Regions from separate parts of the Homo sapiens genome. Here region 1 is linked to region 2. Evidence: read pairs that join two places in POLR2A ChIA-PET (ENCODE). Cell type or tissue: HCT116. All regions are shown on one strand. Links, peaks and the distances in the headings refer to the core of each region. The heading gives the core; the rest is flanking DNA.

Region 1 (5,373 bases), core at 230-5,229, 96 kb after region 2:
CAGGATGTCTGGTTTTCTTATTTTTTTTTTTTCAAAAAGATGTCAGCAGTCATTGGTGATCATTACCTAAGGGTGTTTTTGTTTGTTTGTTTGTGTTTGAGATGGAGTCTTGCTCTGTCGCCCAGGCTGGAGTGCAGGGGCGCGATCTTGGCTCACTGCAAGCTCCGCCTCTTGGATTCACGCCATTGTCCCGAGTAGCTGGGACTACAGGCGCCTGCCAACACACCCGGCTAATTTTTTGTATTTTTAGTAGAGACGGGGTTTCACCGTGTTAGCCAGGATTGTCTCGATCTCCTGACCTCGTGATCCACCCGTCTTGGCCTCCCAAAGTGCTGGGATTACAGGCGTGAGAAAAAAAAAGTTTTTTAGAGATGATGTCTTGCCATGTTGCCCAGGCTGGTCTTGAACTGGGCTCAATCGATCCTCCCACCGTAGGCTCCCAAAGTGCTGGAATTACAGGTGTGAACCACCAAGCCCAGCTAGAGCACTCATTTAGGAGTCTAGTTTTCTGACTCCTTCGGAGTCACATGGATTTTTTTAATGAGAAATAATCATTGGTGATTTTTTTTTTTTTTTGAGATAGTCTCACTCTGTTGCCCAGGCTGTGGATTAGTGGCATGATCTTGGCTCACTGCAACTTCCACCTTCTGAGTTCGAGCAATCCTTCTGCCTCAGCCTCCCAAGTAGCTAGCACTACAGACAGGTGTGCACCACCACACCTGGCAAATTTTTTTTTTTTTTTTTTTGGAGACAGAGTCTTGCTCTCTTGCCAGGCTGGAGTGCAGTGGTGTGATCTTGGCTCACTGCAACCTCTGCCTCCTGGGTTCAAGCGATTCTCCTGTCTCAGCCTCCTGAATAGCTGGGACTACAGGTGCGCACCACCACACCCAGCTAATTTTTGCATTTTTAGTAGAGACGGGGTTTCACCGTGTTGGCCAGGGTGGTCTTGATCTCTTGACCTCAGGATCCACCTGCCTCGGCCTCCCAAAGTGCTGGATTACAGGCATGAGCCACTACTTCCGACAAATTTTTGTATTTTTTAGTAGAGACAGGGTTTCACCATGTTGCCCAGGCTGGTCTTGAACTCCTGGCCTCAAGTGATCCACCCACCTCAGCCTTCCAAAATGCTGGGATTACAGATATGAGCCACCACGTTCGGCTTTATCAGTAATTTTTAGAGCACTTTTATTTTGGGAGCTCTATTACAGCAGTTTTATCCATGTCCTAAATAATATAGTTGCATACGTTCTTAGCTCTCATTTTGTAATTAGAGTTGGAATATTCCCCTTCCCATTCATTTTACAGGAGTTTTCATGTTATCTTGATATTAGAAGATGATAGCTGTAAGAGTTTTATTTTCTCTCTTACTAGGGAAGATAGGAAAAATAATAAAGATTTTATCTTTGGAAAAATAAACAAGTGATAGACAAATCTCTGGTGACACTAATCAATATAAAAGAGAAATTATTGGAAAACTCTCTAAAAATAGATATAGGAATTTAATTTTTTTTGCTACTGTTTCATAGCAACCATGAATTTATTGGGAAGGAAAACATTTTCAACCATTTATTATTACTTTTTCTTTTCTTTTTTTTTTTTTTGAGAGGGAGTCTCAATTTGTTGCCCAAGCTAGAGTGCAGTGGCGCTGTCTCTCCTTACTGCAAACTCTGCCTCCTGGGTTCAAGCAATTCTCCTGCCTCAGCTTTCCTAGTAGCTGGGATTACAGATGCCTGCCACCACACCCAGCTAATTTTTGTATTTTAGTAGAGACAGGGTTTCACCATGTTGGCCAGGCTGGTCTTGAACTCCTGACCTTGTGGTCCGCCCGCCTTGGCCTCTCAAAGTGCTGGGATTACAGGCATGAGCCCCCTCCCCCAGCCTATTATTACTTTTTTTTTTTTTGAGACAGGGTCTCGCTCTGCTGGTCAGGTTGGAGTGCAGTGGTGTGATCATAGCTCACTGCAGCCTCAAGCTCCCAGGTTCACGCGATCCTCCTACCTTGGCCTCCCAAAGTGCTGGGATTACAGGTGGGAGCCACTGTACTAGCCTTTGTACCATAATAAAATAAAGTCAGCCCTTCATATTTGGAGGGGATTGGTTCCAGGACACAACCCCTTTGTATTAGTTCATTCTCATACTGCTATGAAGAACTACCTGAGACTGGGTAATTTATAAAGAAAAGAGGTCTAATTGACTCACAGTTCTGCAGCCTGTACAGGAAGCGTGGCTGGGGAGGCCTCAGGAAACTGACAGTCATGGCGGAAGGCAAAGGGGAAGCAGGAATGTCTTACATGGCCAGAGCAGGAGGAAGAGAGAGAAAGACGGGAGGTGCTGCACACTTTTAAACAACCAGCTCTCATGATAAGTCACTCACTCTCACGAGTACAGCACGAAAGGGGAAACCTACCCCCATGATCCAATCGCCTCCCACCAGACCCACCTCCAACACTGGGGATTATAATTTTTTTTTTTTTTTTTTTTCCTGAGATGGAGTCTTGCTTTGTTGCCCAGGCTGGAGTGCAGTGGTGCAATCTCAGCTCACTGCAGCCTCTGCCTCCCGGCTTCAAGCAGTTCTCCTGCCTCAGCCTCCCAAGTAGCTTGGATTACAGGCATGTACCACCATGTCCGGCTAATCTTTGTTTTTTTAGTAGAGACGGAGTTTCATCATGTTGGCCAGGGTGGTCTCGAACTCCTGACCTCAGGTGATCCACCTGCCTCGGCCTCCCAAAGTGCTGGGATTACAGGTGTGAGCCAGCGCGGCCAGCCGGGGATTATAATTTAACATGAAATTTGGGCGGGGACACAGACCCAAACCATATCACCCTCATACCCAAATCTGCCATACTCAAATCCCACAGTTGGCCTTGCGGAACTGTGTATATGAAAAGTTGGGCTTGTATTTATTTGAGTTTCACATCCCTCAAATACTGTATTTTCTATTTGTGTTTGGTTGAAGAAAAAAAAACCTGCATATAAGTGGACCTTCGAAGTTCAAACCCATGGTGTTTGAGGGTCTACATAGTGTATTTTTTCCCCACTGATCTAAAATACAAATTTGTAGAGAAATCTTGAAAAAGTAATAGGCATAACAAATATCTGAGTTAAAAACATGTCCTGATTAAAGGACAATCTGGAAGAAAATATGTATAACCAAAATGACCTAAAGAGGAAGAAAGGAACAAATGACGTAAAACCCCAAAAGGATTATTCTTTTATATGCATATATATAATTTTTTTTTTTTTTTTTTTTTTTTTGAGACAGAGTCTTGCTCTGTCGCCCAGGCTGGAGTGCTGTGGCGAAATCTCGGCTTACTGCAACCTCTGCCTCCTGGATTCAAGTGATTCTCTTTCAAACAATTCTCCTGACTCAGCCTCCTGAGTAGCTGGGATTACAGGGCCCACCACCACGCCCAGCTAATGTTTTTATTTTTTTATTTTTATTTTTGAGATGAAGTTTCGTTCTTGTTGCTCAGGCTGGAGTGCAGTGGTGCAATCTTGGCTCACTGCAACCTCCGCCTCCTGGGTTCAAATGATTCTCCTGCCTCAGCCTCCCGAGTAGCTGGGATTACAGGCATGCGCCACCACACGTGGTTAATTTTTTTTGTATATTTAGTAGAGACGGGGTTTTGCCCTGTTGGTCAGGCTGGTCTCAAACTCCCGACCTCAGGTGATCCGCCCATCTTGGCCTCCCAAAGTGCTAGGATTACAGGCGTGAGCTGCTGGCTAATTTTTGTATTTTTAGTAGAGACGGGGTTTCGCAATGTTGGTCAGGCTGGTCTGAAACTCCTGACCTCAGGTGATCCACCCACCTTGGCCTTCCAAAGTGCTGGGTTTACAGGTGTGAGCCACTGTGCCTGGCCCCAAAAGGATTATTCTGAAAAGAGTCTCCACCCACAAGATTTGTAAATGAATCATTTTTATGGAGATGATTTCTACTGTTTATTTGTTTTCTTTTTGTTTTGTTTTGTTTTTTTGAGATGGAGTCACACACTGTGGGCTCAGGGCTGGAGTGCAATGGTGCTATCTCGGCTCCCTGCAACCTTTGTCTGCTGGGTTCACGCAATTCTCCTGCCTCAGCCTCCTGAGCAGCTGGGATTACAGGCCTACACCATCACACCTGGCTAATTTTGTGTATTTTTAGTAGAGCCAGGGTTTCACCATGTTAGCCATGATGATCTCGAACTCCTGTCCTCGTGATCTGCCTGCCTCGGCCTCCTAAAGTGCTGGGATTACAGGCATGAGCCACTGCGCCCGGCCTAGTGTTGATAATTCTCTCTAGAACCACACGGTAGAAACCACAGGTAGAATCTACCACAAGTTAGAAATCTATGTAGTTGAATGTGCAAAGGACTCCAATTACTGATGTCCAAACTTGATCCAGGAAACCAGATACAAAACCTTTTACAAAGAGACAAAATATTTTTGTAGAAACAAAAGGAAAAGCCAGCTGGGCGGCTGGGTGTGGCGTCTTATGCCTTTAATCCCAGCACTTGGGGAGGCTAAGATGGGAGGATCCCTTGAGCTCAGGAATTCAAGACTAGCTTGGGCAACATAGACCACATCTCTACAAAAATTAACAGAATTAGCTGGGCATGGCAGCATGTGCCTGTGGCCCAAGCTCCTCAGGAGGCTGAGGTGAGAGGATTTCTTGAGCCTTGGAGGTCGAGGCTGCAGATCGCACTACTGCATTCCAAGCTGTCTCAGAAAAACAAACAAACAAAAAAACCAACAAGCGATCCCATGTTATAAAATAAAAGGATTGTTTTTCTCCCACTCAAAAAGAGCATGATTAGCTGGGCATGGTGGCATATGCCTGTAGTTCCAGCTACTCAGGAGGCTGAGGTGGGCGGATCACCTGAGCCTGGGGAGGTTGAGGCTGCAGTGAGCCGTGATCATGCCACTGCCCTCCAGCCCGGGCAACAGAGTGAAACCCTGGCTCAAAACAACAAACCATAGGCCGGATCTAAGAGTAAATTTTAAAAAGTCTCAGTGGCTGTGTCCAGTAATTCAAAATAGATTGATATGAAGCTTACTGTTTAAACATATTAAAAACTGAAATCATTGGATAATTTTCAAATAAAATCACATGGAGACATTCAGTGTCCCCCTCCATGATATATGAAACCATAAGGAATATCAATTTTAGACAAATATTATGCTTGTTTGAACTCTACAGACAATTCCATTAACATTGTAAAACAGGAATTCTAATTTACTAAGTTAAATAAACTAGGATATCTCAAAGTTTTAAACATTACTAACTTCAAAGGTAGAAATGGTCAAGCATACAAAAAGCATCATTTTAAACTTTATTAAACTTCTTTTACTCTCACTTTGTAAGTTTTGGATAAATTTATTTTTTAAGTTATTTGG
Region 2 (5,373 bases), core at 76-5,075:
CTCACACCTGTTATCCCAGCACTTTGGGAGGCTGAGGTGGGTGAATTCCTTGAGGTCAGGGGTTCGAGACCAACCTGGCCAACATGGTGAAACTCTGTCTCTACTAAAATTGCAAAAATACAAAAAAATTAGCCGGGCGTGGTGGTACATACCTATAGTCCCAGGTACTCGGAAAAATGAGGCAGGAGAATCACTTGAACCCAGGAGGCAGAGGTTGCAGTGAGCTGAGATCATGTCACTGTATCCCAGCATAGGCGACAGACCCAAACTCTTAGCTCCAAAAAAAAAAGACAGAGTCTCATTATGTCACCCAGGCTGCAGTGCTGTGGTGCAATCACAGCTCACTCCAGCCTCGAAATCTTTGGCTGAAGCAATCCTCCCACCTCTGCCTCCTGAGTAGCTGAGACTACAGGTGTGCACCACCATGCCCGGCTAATTTTTGTATTTTTTGTAGAGATGAGGTATCGCTATGTTGCCCAGGCTGGTCTCAAACTTCTAGCCTCAAGTGATCCTCCCGCCTCAGCCACCAAAGTGCTGAAATTACAGGTGTGAGCCGTCATACCTGGTCTGCACTTGAAGCTTTTGAACTGTTTACTGCTTGATATCCAGAAATGGCCAGATTCTTAGTATTGGTGCTTTTGCTCTTGTCACTTTGCCACCTCCTCTTCCTCTTGGTCGTCTTGGGGACTTGAACACAGGACAGAGGAGCCACGGCTGTCTTCCTGGTTCACACACTTTCCTTGTCAGGGGGCAGTAGGCTGTGTATTTGAGTTGCTAACCGCTAAGAAGGAATACAGCAATGACGGGAGGGGGTCCCTGAAGACTTAGCTAACACAGTGAAGCTGGCCGGGCACTGTGGTTCATGCCTATAATCCCAGCACTTTGGGAGGCCGAGGTGAGCGGATCACTTGAGGTCAGGAATTCGAGACCAGGCTGGCCAATATAGTAAAACCCTGTCTCTAGTAAAAATATGAAAATCAGCTGGGGATGGTGGTGTGCACCTGTAATCCCAGCTACTCGGGAGGCTAAGGCCGAAGAATCACTTGAACCTGGGAGCCGGAGGTTGTGGTGAGCCGAGGTCATGCCACTGCACTCCAGCCTGGGCAACAGAGTGAGAGACTCCATCTCAAAAAAATAAATAAATAAAAAATAAACACAGTGTAGCTGCGGAGCACGGCGGGGAACTCACAGGGAAGCAAGAGCCCCCAAGGCCTATTTCTGCAGTAAGGAAGGTGTTGGCCTAAATGGAAGAGACAGAAAATCGCCAGGTTCCCTGGGAAATGACTGTGTTCAAAATCAAACAAGCAATCTTGGTCAAAAAGACAGGGGAGCGCCTGATAGGGTCAGGCTTTGGGAGGCTGTGAGAATAGTGAGTTCAGAGTTTGCATGAGCAAAATGGTTTTACACAGTTCTGCATGGCAGATGATGGGAATTTTCTGAACAACCCAGGAGAAAATTATATTTAGATGTCATATTCTAAATACATCCTCTGGGATCCTGTGACTGTGTCTGCAAAAATGAACGAAAAATCTTTTATTTCCTTCCATTCACGGGTCCTGTCAAATATCTGTGGATCGTAAAGTGTCCCACGCTCAAGAAAACTGTGGAGTGGACCTTGAAGGGCTTCCCCACCTGTGCAGGAGGGAAGATTCGGGACAAACCGCAGGGTGGCCAGAGAGAGGAAGCACCCCACCAGGCAGGAATAGGGTGTGAAGGAACAATACAGTATGCCCTTTAAAACATACATTGGCAGGGCTTGGTGCAGTGGCTCAAGCCTGTTAATCCCAGCACTTTGGGAGGCCAAGGTAGGAGGATTGCTGGAGGCCAGGAGTGCAAGACCAACCTCAGCAACATAGGGAGATGCCCTGTCTCTAAAAAATTTTTAAAAATTAGCCGGGGGTGGTGGTGCACACCTGTAGTCCCAGCTACTCAGGAGGCAGAGGTGGAGGATTGCTGGCCCAGGAGGTTGAGGCTGCAGTGAACTATGATCATGCCACTGCATTCCAGCCTGGGTGACAACCTGGGAAGTGGAGGTTGCAGTGAGCTGAGATCGCACCATTGCTCTCCGGCCTGGGGGACAAGAGCAAAACTCCATCTCAAAAATAAATAAATAAATAAATAAATAATAATAAACAAATAAAAAATCCAATGTCTCCAATGATCAGGACCTATGATGACTCCACGGACATTAGCTCAATGGCCACATTAATGCAGGATATAGCCTGCTTGGCTTCTGCATCCATCCATCCGCAGCCACACGGCCACTTAGAGCCCAGGCTGGAATCCTGGTCTGGGACAAAGGCCAGTGATCTTTCCAACACTGCGTGCCCAGGAATCACACACGTCTACACACATGTGCACACATGCATGCAAGTGAACATGCCACCCTGGCTCCACGCCGTCCTCCATGCTTGCCAGCAGGGTGGGCATGGTCTTGCATTCAGACACCCTGCTCTGTGGTCTCCAGACTTTATTTTTATTTTTATTTATTTATTTATTTTTGAGATAGTCTTGCTCTGTTGCCAGGCTGGAGTGCAGTGGCGTGATCTTGGCTCACTGCAACCTCTGCCTCCCGGGCTCAGGCGATTCTTCTGCCTCAGCCTCCTGAGTAGCTGGGACTAATGGCACCTGCCACCACACCTAATTTTTTTTTTTTTTTTTTTTTTTTGAGACAGAGTCTTGCTCTGTCGCCCAGGTAGAGTGCAGTGGCGCAATCTCGGCTCACTGTAAGCTCCGCCTCCCAGGTTCATGCCATTCTCCTGTCTCAGCCTCCTGAGTAGCTGGGACTACAGGCGCCTGCCACCACGCCCGGCTGATTTTTTTGTATTTTTTAGTAAAGACGGGGTTTCACCGTGTTAGCCAGGATGGTCTCAATCTCCTGACCTCGTGATCTGCCCGCCTCGGCCTCCCAAAGTGCTGGGATTACAGGTGTGAGCCACTGCGCCCGGCCTGTTTCAAGCCTCTCAAGTACCTCCTGCATTCCTATCACTCAGCATGCACCCTTTCCAGGCAGCCTCTTTTGTCCAACACACAAATGTGTTGTCAGACAATGGATTCCAATTTTGGGATTGGAAAAAAAAGATTCCCATTAGTAACGCAGGGAGAACACACAATCATTGTGGGGCTACATACTAATGTGAATAAATCAGCTCCTAACAGGCTCTCTCTGTTAGAAAAGTCACCAGAAGGAAACACACAGCAGTGTTAACCCCAGGTTAGCTCTGGCACTGGCAGTTACAGGTGATCTTTCTTTTCTTTTCTTTTCTTTTCTTTTTTTTTTTTTTTTTTTTTGAGATAAAGGCTCACTCTGTCGCCCAGGCTGGAGTGCAGTGGCATGATCTCAGCTCATCACAACCTCCGCCTCCCAGGTTCAAGCGATTCTCCTGCCTCAGCCTCCCGAGTAGCTGGGATACAGGTGCCTGCCACCATGCCCGGCTAATTTTTCTATTTTTAGTAGAGATGGGATTTTGCCATCTTGTCCAGGCTGGTCTTGAACTCCTGACCTCAGATGATCCACCCACCTTGGCCTCCCAAAGTGCTGGGATTACACAGGTGTAAGCCCCTGTGCCTGGCTAGAGACTGGTTTTTGTTGTTTTGTTGTTGTTGTTGTTTTTGAGACAGGGTCTCACTCTATCCCCCAGGTTGGAATGTGGTGGTGCGATCATAGCTCACTGCAGCCTTGATCGAGACCCTGGGCTCAAGTGATCCTCCCATCTCAGCCTCCCCAGTAGCTGGGACTACAGGTGCGTGCCACTATGCCCAGCTAGGGGCAGGGACAGTTTGTGAAAAGAGCCACTTGCTGCCATGTAGGACGAGCTCTCTCTCTCCGATGACCCCATCCAAATCCTTCTGGAGGACAGGGCCTGGGGAGGGACCCGTGCTCCGAAGCCCCAAAGCCCTCTCTGATGGAAACTGCCCAGTGATGGGCACAGCTCTACGTGTCTTCATCTTTCTAGGAGCCCAGAGGTTCTTCCAGATTTGGGGTGCCTCCTTAAGAGGGACCCCCAGAACACTGACACAGTCTGACCCCTGGAGTCAGGGGGTGGGGACAGGAGCTGATCCCTTGAACTTCCTCAAAAGGAGCAGAAAGCTGAAAATAACCAGAAAAGATGCTCCCCAGAGCCTTAAGCAAAGGAGCTCGTCTGAACAAATTGCGGGTTTTTCTCCTTTGCCGGCAACACGGCAGCCACAGCCCTCAGCCCTGCCTGCGGTGCCCACCTGAAGCAAACAGAGTGACTTTGCCAACCACAGTGACGTTCTGCATTGGTGTAGGTTTCAGGACAGAATGGAGCAGCCTGGGCGCTCCCACGAAGGTCAAGAAGGACATAAATGACAGAGCTGGCCAGCGGCCAGGACGCGGGGCCCATGGTGGGTTCTGGGGCAGTGGCCAGGGACCCTCCTGGGGGCCATTTGTCAGCACCAAGGAGGCTGCAGGGACCTGACTGCGAGTCTGTCAAGAAGAGGGCCGCAGGCAGCCTGGGGCATGGTGCCATGGTCTGGGCTTGGGGGTGGATGGTGGCCAATCCCAGAACGCATCTCTGCATCTCAGAAGGGGCCCAGGGAAGCCAGGGTGGGGTGGCTGAGGGTGGGGAGCTATGCAGATCCTGGCTCTTCAGACAAGGACAGCAGGGGCCTCCCCCGGCCCTGTTCCCTCAGCCTCTGCCAGGAGCAACTGAACCCTGTCCTGCCCTGTGCCACCAGCTGGGATGAGTTACCTTGCCCAGGAGAGTCTTCTATTTGGGGAGGGGTGTTTTGTGAGCAAAGTGCCCTGAAGCCAATGGGTCACTGTGCACACCATGAGGCGTTTCTTTCATTCTAAGGTGTCACTTAGTTACGGATTTCCAGGGGACAGGTGGCCAAATTAATGACCCTGGGCTGTGAAACACTCCAATTTTCTTTCTTTCTTTCTTTCTTTCTTTCTTTCTTTCTTTCTTTCTTTCTTTCTTGCTTGCTTGCTTGCTTGCTTGCTTTCTCTCTTTCTTTCCCTTCCTTCCTTCCTTTCTTTCTTTCTCTCTCTTTCCCTTCCTTCCTTTCTTTCTTTCTCTCTCTCTTTCTTTCCCTTCCTTCCTTTCTTTCTCTCTCTTTCTTTTCCTTCCTTCCTTCCTTCCTTCCTTTCTTTCTCTCTTTCTTTCCCTTCCTTCCTTCTTTCCTTCCTTCCTTTCTTTCATTCTTTCTTTCTTTCTCTCTCTCTTTCTTTTCCTTCCTTCCTTTCTTTCTATCTTTCTCTCTCTCTCTTTCTTTCCCTCCCTCCCTCCCTCCCTCTCTCTCTCTTTCTTTCTTTCTTTCTGACAGAGTCTCACTCTGTTACCCAGGCTGGAGTGTAGGGGTGCGATCTTAACTCGCTGCAATCTCCGCTTCCTGGGTTGAAGCGAT

Evidence for each region. Peaks named below come from ENCODE experiments on the same cell type or tissue, not always from the same donor. Only the 100,000 strongest peaks of a DNase experiment are listed, where the experiment ranks them.
Region 1: POLR2A ChIA-PET joins it to region 2 with 5 read pairs; 2 of 35 experiments call an interaction of 5 or more read pairs at or near these places.

The regions. Positions count from the first base shown.
Region 1 is chr7:5,146,439-5,151,811 of GRCh38, reverse strand. No RefSeq gene overlaps it. Among named protein-coding and RNA genes, the nearest start is that of WIPI2, 41 kb to the left of the region's middle. In HCT116, for the core only: no CTCF peak of the experiment used is centred there; no DNase peak of the experiment used is centred there; H3K4me3 peaks cover 312 bases.
Region 2 is chr7:5,242,452-5,247,824 of GRCh38, reverse strand. No RefSeq gene overlaps it. Among named protein-coding and RNA genes, the nearest start is that of SLC29A4, 38 kb to the left of the region's middle. In HCT116, for the core only: no CTCF peak of the experiment used is centred there; a DNase peak (open chromatin) is centred at 2,680.